2 separate regions of the Homo sapiens genome follow, and region 2 is linked to region 1. A link is an interaction called in ENCODE POLR2A ChIA-PET data of the cell type or tissue named here. Cell type or tissue: PC-9. All regions are shown on one strand. Links, peaks and the distances in the headings refer to the core of each region. The heading gives the core; the rest is flanking DNA.

The links. ChIA-PET counts read pairs that join two places held together with the same protein. Peaks named below come from ENCODE experiments on the same cell type or tissue, not always from the same donor. Only the 100,000 strongest peaks of a DNase experiment are listed, where the experiment ranks them.
Region 2: POLR2A ChIA-PET joins it to region 1 with 24 read pairs; 8 of 35 experiments call an interaction of 5 or more read pairs at or near these places.

Annotation. Positions count from the first base shown.
Region 1 is chr2:38,743,731-38,746,645 of GRCh38, forward strand. It overlaps SRSF7 (serine and arginine rich splicing factor 7), which reads right to left. Exons shown (of 8, transcript NM_001031684.3): 7 at 2,414-2,449; 8 at 1-1,457. The coding sequence ends at 1,403. Among named protein-coding and RNA genes, the nearest start is that of SRSF7, 6.2 kb to the right of the region's middle. In PC-9, for the core only: no CTCF peak of the experiment used is centred there; no DNase peak of the experiment used is centred there; H3K27ac peaks cover 871 bases.
Region 2 is chr2:38,397,683-38,400,597 of GRCh38, forward strand. No RefSeq gene overlaps it. Among named protein-coding and RNA genes, the nearest start is that of ATL2, 22 kb to the left of the region's middle. In PC-9, for the core only: no CTCF peak of the experiment used is centred there; no DNase peak of the experiment used is centred there.

The DNA of each region.
Region 1 (2,915 bases), core at 325-2,824:
TTCAGCCAGTCAAAATTCCAAAAACAATCCAAATAACTTCCAACATACTAGCGGTCAAACTACCGAATAAACTTGATGCAGACCAGTATTCCCAAGTTGCAATAGTATCCAATGACTTTGCTGAAATGCATAAAATGGACAAGCCTAGGTATCTGCGCAACCAGCAGGTTTTTTTTTTTTTGTACCAAGGCTAGAGAATGCCTGGTAAAAGCTTGACCAGAAAACTCTCAAAAGTAACTGTTACTGCCCTACTATTCTTAAGATACTTAAAATTTGAATAAAGAACCTACTGGCTATGTAACATTCTAAGGTCTACCAGATGCTACCAAAAAATATTAGCTACATGGAGTGTTGCTAAATATAGCTGAGATTTACAAAACCACTTTAGTCTCATTGACATTTCTGATTGACATCTTTAATTACTTTGCACCAGCCTGGCAAAATAGAAGAATGTTGTGGTTGGGAACTGCAAAACCTAGCTTGAAGATTAACAACAGGTCTTTGCTCAGAATAAGACAATCCATTTGAATAGATGAAGAGTATCTGGGCTGGAAAATTTTGCAAAGCTGGTTTACATGAAGGTGTTTTGTCCCAATTTCAGACAATTCCTCAAACATGCATTTTTTGGTATAAAACTGGTTAACTAATGTAGAAAGCAAAGAAACAAGACCATTGAGAGTAGAACTCCCCATATCTTGGGGAGTCCTAATTAACACTATGCCACCTAGTAGCCTGAAAGCTGCAATTAGTATAAAGATCATCCAGAAATGTTTCTATTTCTCATACATTTAATCAGTTTCGTTTAGTTCCTGTCATGCTCATTTAGACACATCAGTGGTCCTACTTGCTTCACCACTGATCATACAATACCTACTAACACCAACTTCAAACGGATTAGCTAACTTAAGGATCTGTCATGATGCATTCAGGCTGTATCATAAGGGACTCAGGTCATCTTACCCAGAGCTACAAGGGTAAGATGGAATTTTCAAAGTCCCTTAAGATCCTGGCCAAGTTTTATGCATAGAATAGTGATGTTCAAGACTTAACCAACACCTTTCAATTCTGAATGTAGGTATGTATGAATAAGGTTAACAATTATAATGTCTGACTCTCAAATATATCAAATTAAGAAGTGTTAATATTGAACACAAATCAAAAATCTAGTTAGAAACATTTTATTTAAATGTGCCAAATAAAAACCCACATTTTCAGACCATATGATGTTAATACATTCAACAAAATTTATATTATCTTACTGCTGTGAATTTACATAGTAATCCAGATCCATTTTGATTAGATGGTTGAATTATCTTTCCTAGGTTACACTTTACAGACATCACAAATCCCTTATAATAATGTAAACAAAATAACTTTTCCCTAAAGGGTGAACTTGAGAGCTTCAGTCCATTCTTTCAGGACTTGCACTTCTGCGAGGACTTCCTGATGGGGAACGACTAAAAAGAAAAACATTAGGTTTGGATCCAATTAGTGTCAATTGAAACTCTCATGTACATGTACTAACTTTCAATAACTTCAAAGGTGGCCTAAGGTACTAATTTCCTATAGCAAAGACCTAAAAATGACATGAAACTTACATATATTCATCTTTTGTCCCTGGCTTAAGATTAGGCTACCCTGGCCAGGCACGGTGGCTCACGCCTGTAACCCCAGCACTTTGGGAGAGGCCGAGGCAGGTGATCACCTAAGATCAGGAGTTTAAGACCAACCTCGCCAACATGGTGAAACTCCGTCTCTACTAGAAATACAAAAAATTAGCCAGGCTTGGCGGTGGGTGCCTGTAATCCCAACTGCTCAAGAGGCTGAGACAGGATAATTGCTTGAACCCGGGAATCGGAGGCTGCAGTGAGCCAAGATTGAGCCACTGCACTCCAAGCCTGGGGACAGAGCGAAAACTCCATCCCAGAAAAAAAAAAAAATTAGGCTATCCTCCTTGTCAAAATTGCAAGGTCAACCTGCAGTTAAATATGACAACTATTTGAAGTCTTCTGGTCATTAAGAAGCACTAGATAAATATGACAACTATTTGAAGTTTTCTGGTCATAAAGAAGCACTAGGCAGGTAACTATTTCCAAGACTTTTCTCCACACTTTGTATCTATTGTACATGTGGGGAAAAGGCATCTATCTTACCAAAATTTCTACCAAGTACTCACAGGACCAATCACATCTTAATAATCACCCTAACATTTTATGACTAAGTATTTCCAGCAAAAGTATAAACTAATGTTACTGAATCAAAAAAAAAAAGTATTTCAGAAACTTAGCATAGTATTTTAATCTATATAGCACCAATTCTCCAAAGAGCTCAAAGACTGCAAAGCAGTAAGCAAACAAATTCTGCAGAGGCCACACTTGACAGGCAAGATTTGGCAACAAAACATTTAGCTTACCTTCTTTTTGGAGATGGAGATCTGGACTTTGATCGGCTGTCAAAACATGAGAAATTCTATTAAAGAAAGAGTACTAACCAATCCCTTTCTTGTAGTCACCAATACCGTAAAACCCCCAAATGTCCTAAGCTTAAAATGTCAGACTGCACTTAAACTGAAAAACATCCTACCAGTTGTTGCTAACAAAAGCCAATCTTTCAACAACTGTTTTTCAAAAAATGACTCAATTACTACATCATGATTAATCTTTTACATTCTGCTTTAAGCACATCGATTTCAGGATGCTTCTCCATGCACCTATCAGTTCTAACAAGGGCCTCTTTAATATAATCCCCCAAGTCATAAGCTTCTTTCTCACTATAGTTTTACATTCCCTTGTTCAGGGAAAGTCAGCCAGTAATAAATAGGACATACACAAATAAGGTACTGTGTTCCCACTAAAACCTAAGTTTAGAGTTAACACTTAAAATTTCAACAATTAAAAACACTTTGAACTCTTTGG
Region 2 (2,915 bases), core at 283-2,782, 350 kb before region 1:
CAACCCTGGTGTGGGATCCACTTGGTGAAGCCAGCTGGACTCCAGAGTCTAGTGGGGACTTAGAGAACCTTTATGTCTAGCTAAGGGATTGTAAATACACCAATCAGCAATCTGTATCTAGCTCAAGGTTTGTAAATGCACCAATCAGTGCTCTGTATCTAGCTAATCTAGTGGGGACTTGGAGAACTTTTGTGTCTAGCTCAGGGATTGTAAATGCACCAAAACGGACCAATCAGCTCTCTGTAAAATGGACCAATCAGCAGGATGTGGGTGGGGCCAGATAAGGGAATAAAAGCAGGCTGCCCCAACCAGCAGTGGCACCCTGCTGGAATACCTTTCCGCGTTGTGGAAACTTTGTTCTTTTGCTTTTTGCGATAGATCTTACTGCTGCTCATTCTGGGTCAGCCCTGCCTTTATGAGCTGTAACACTCACCGTGAAAGTCTGCGGCTTCACTCCTGAAGCTAGCAAGACCATGAATCCACGGGGAGGAACGAACAACTCCAGACGCGCCACGTTAATATCTGTAACACCCCGTGCGAAGGTCTGCAGCTGCACTCTTGAACCAGTGAGACCAGAACCCACCAGAAGAAAGAAACTCTGAACACATCCGAACATCAGAAGGAACAAACTCCAGACATGCTGTCTTTAAGAACTGTATCACTCACCGTGGGGGTCTATGGCTTCATTCTTGAAGTCAGTAAGACCAAGAAGCCACCAATTCCGGACACACTGGGATTGCAGGCGTAGGCCGCCGCGCCTGGGTTTTTTTTTTTTTTTTTTTCTGAGACAGAGTTTCACTCTTGCCCAGGCTGGAGTGCAGAGGTGCAATCTCCGCTCACTGCAACCTTCACCTCCCAGGTTCAAGGGATTCTCCTGCCTCAGCCTTCTAAGTAGCAGAGATTACAGGCCCGTGCCACTGTGCCTGGCTAATTTTTGTATTTTTAGTAGACTTTCGCCATGTTACGCAAGCTGGTCTTAAACTCCTGATTTCACCTGATCTGCCCACCTTGGCCTCCGAAAGTGCTGGGATTACAGGCCTGAGCCCCCACATCCAGCCTAAAACTCATCTTTCTTGTTGGATGGTGGGGCACAAAACTGAAAGAAAGCCTAGGAGGGATATTTCCACCAATTATTTTCAGTAAGTGTGTAATGCCAAACTCAGTACTATGTAAAGCTAGTAAAGTGTAGTAGCTTAACATCTCAGGATCTCAGTCCAGAAATAGTATTCAATATGAGCAAAAATATGCATAGCATGACATAGTGCTGCATGTTGAAACACGCCATTGAGTACAAATCCTTTAGCTTATGAGAGGACAGAAATAGTTCTTAAAAATTAGTACGGCTTCTTAAAAAATTAGCCAAAAGGGGAACTAAGTGTCCTAGAGATTAGTGTGGCCTTCGGAGCAATTTCTATCAAACTGGATTCAGCCATAAGGAAATCGGGTTAGTGTTGTAAGATCAGACATTTTGACTCCGAAACATTTCTTTAAGCATGGAGGGACACCACAGTGCTCTTTCCTAACAAGCCAGAGCAAGAGTCTTCTGTTTTTGCTTTCTGGTAGTCTAAGGTACATGCCTCAGAAAATGCAGTTGAAAATAAAAGGGCTGCAGGAGTTTTGAGACCGACCTCAGCAACATAGGGAGACCCCATCTCTAAAAAAAAAAAAAAAAAAAAAATTTAATTAGGCATGGTGGCACACACCTGTAGTCCCAGCTACTCAGGAGGTTAAGGTGGGAGGATCGCTTGAGCCAGGAGTTATGCTGCAGTGAGCTATTATCGCATCACTGCACTCCAGCCTGGGCAACAGAGTGAGACCCTGACTCCAAAAAAAAAAAAAAAAAAAAAAAGAAGGGCTCATCCTACCTAAAGATTTTCAGCACTTGGAATGTAGGCTCTGGAAGAACACAGGATTTGGATATTTTCTAGAATTTCTTTCTCTTGGTCCTTTCATCACCTTAAGAAGTACCTGAGCCAGGCACAGTGGCTCACACCTGTAATCTCAGCACTTTGGGAGGCTGAGGAGGGTAGCTCACCTAAGGTTGGGAGTTTGGGACCAGCCTGGCCAACGTGGTGAAACCCCGTCTCTACTAAAAATACAGAAATTAGCTGGGTGTGGCGGTGTGCCTGTAATCCCAGCTACTGGGGAGGCTGAGGTGGGAGAATTGCTTGAACCTGGGAGTTAGAGGCTGCAGTGAGCCGAGATCGCGCCACTGCATTCCGGTCTAGGCAACAGAGTGAGACCCTGTCTCAAAAAAAAAAAAAAAATAAAAGAAGTACCTGAAAATGGGGTGATTAAGCAGAGAACTGTGAACAGAGAGATATTCCATTGATTTTGGTGGGCTTGCCTCTGTCATATTAGTTCAGCCTAATTCAATCAGAACTTCCTCAGCACCTACTCTGTGCCAATACTGTGCTAAAGGCCATAGCAACAGCAGAAGAACCCTACAACACAGCCCTTGACCTTAGGAAGTTCACCATCTTGTTGAGTGGGCCAAACCTATACACATGAAGGAACTAGGGGACAAGACTAGGGGACAAGATATAATTGGGCATCAAAATTGGTCTAATTTCCATCTAATCTTAGTTTTCTTATGCATCATTTCACAGTTGTATTTAAAAATCATAAAACATTAATCTGTCCAGGTACAGTGGCTCACACCTGTAATCCCAGCACTTCCGGAGGCCAAGGCAAACGGATGGCTTGAGCTCAGGATTTCAAGACCAGCCTAGGCAACATGGCAAAACCCTGTCTCTACTAAATATACAGAAATTAGCTGGGCATGGCGGCATGTGCCTGTAGTCCCAGCTACTTGGGAGGCTGAGGTAAGAGAATCACCTAAGCCTGGGAGGCAGAGGTTGCAGTGACCCAAGATGGTGTCACTGCATTCCAGCCTGGGAGACAGAGTGAGACCC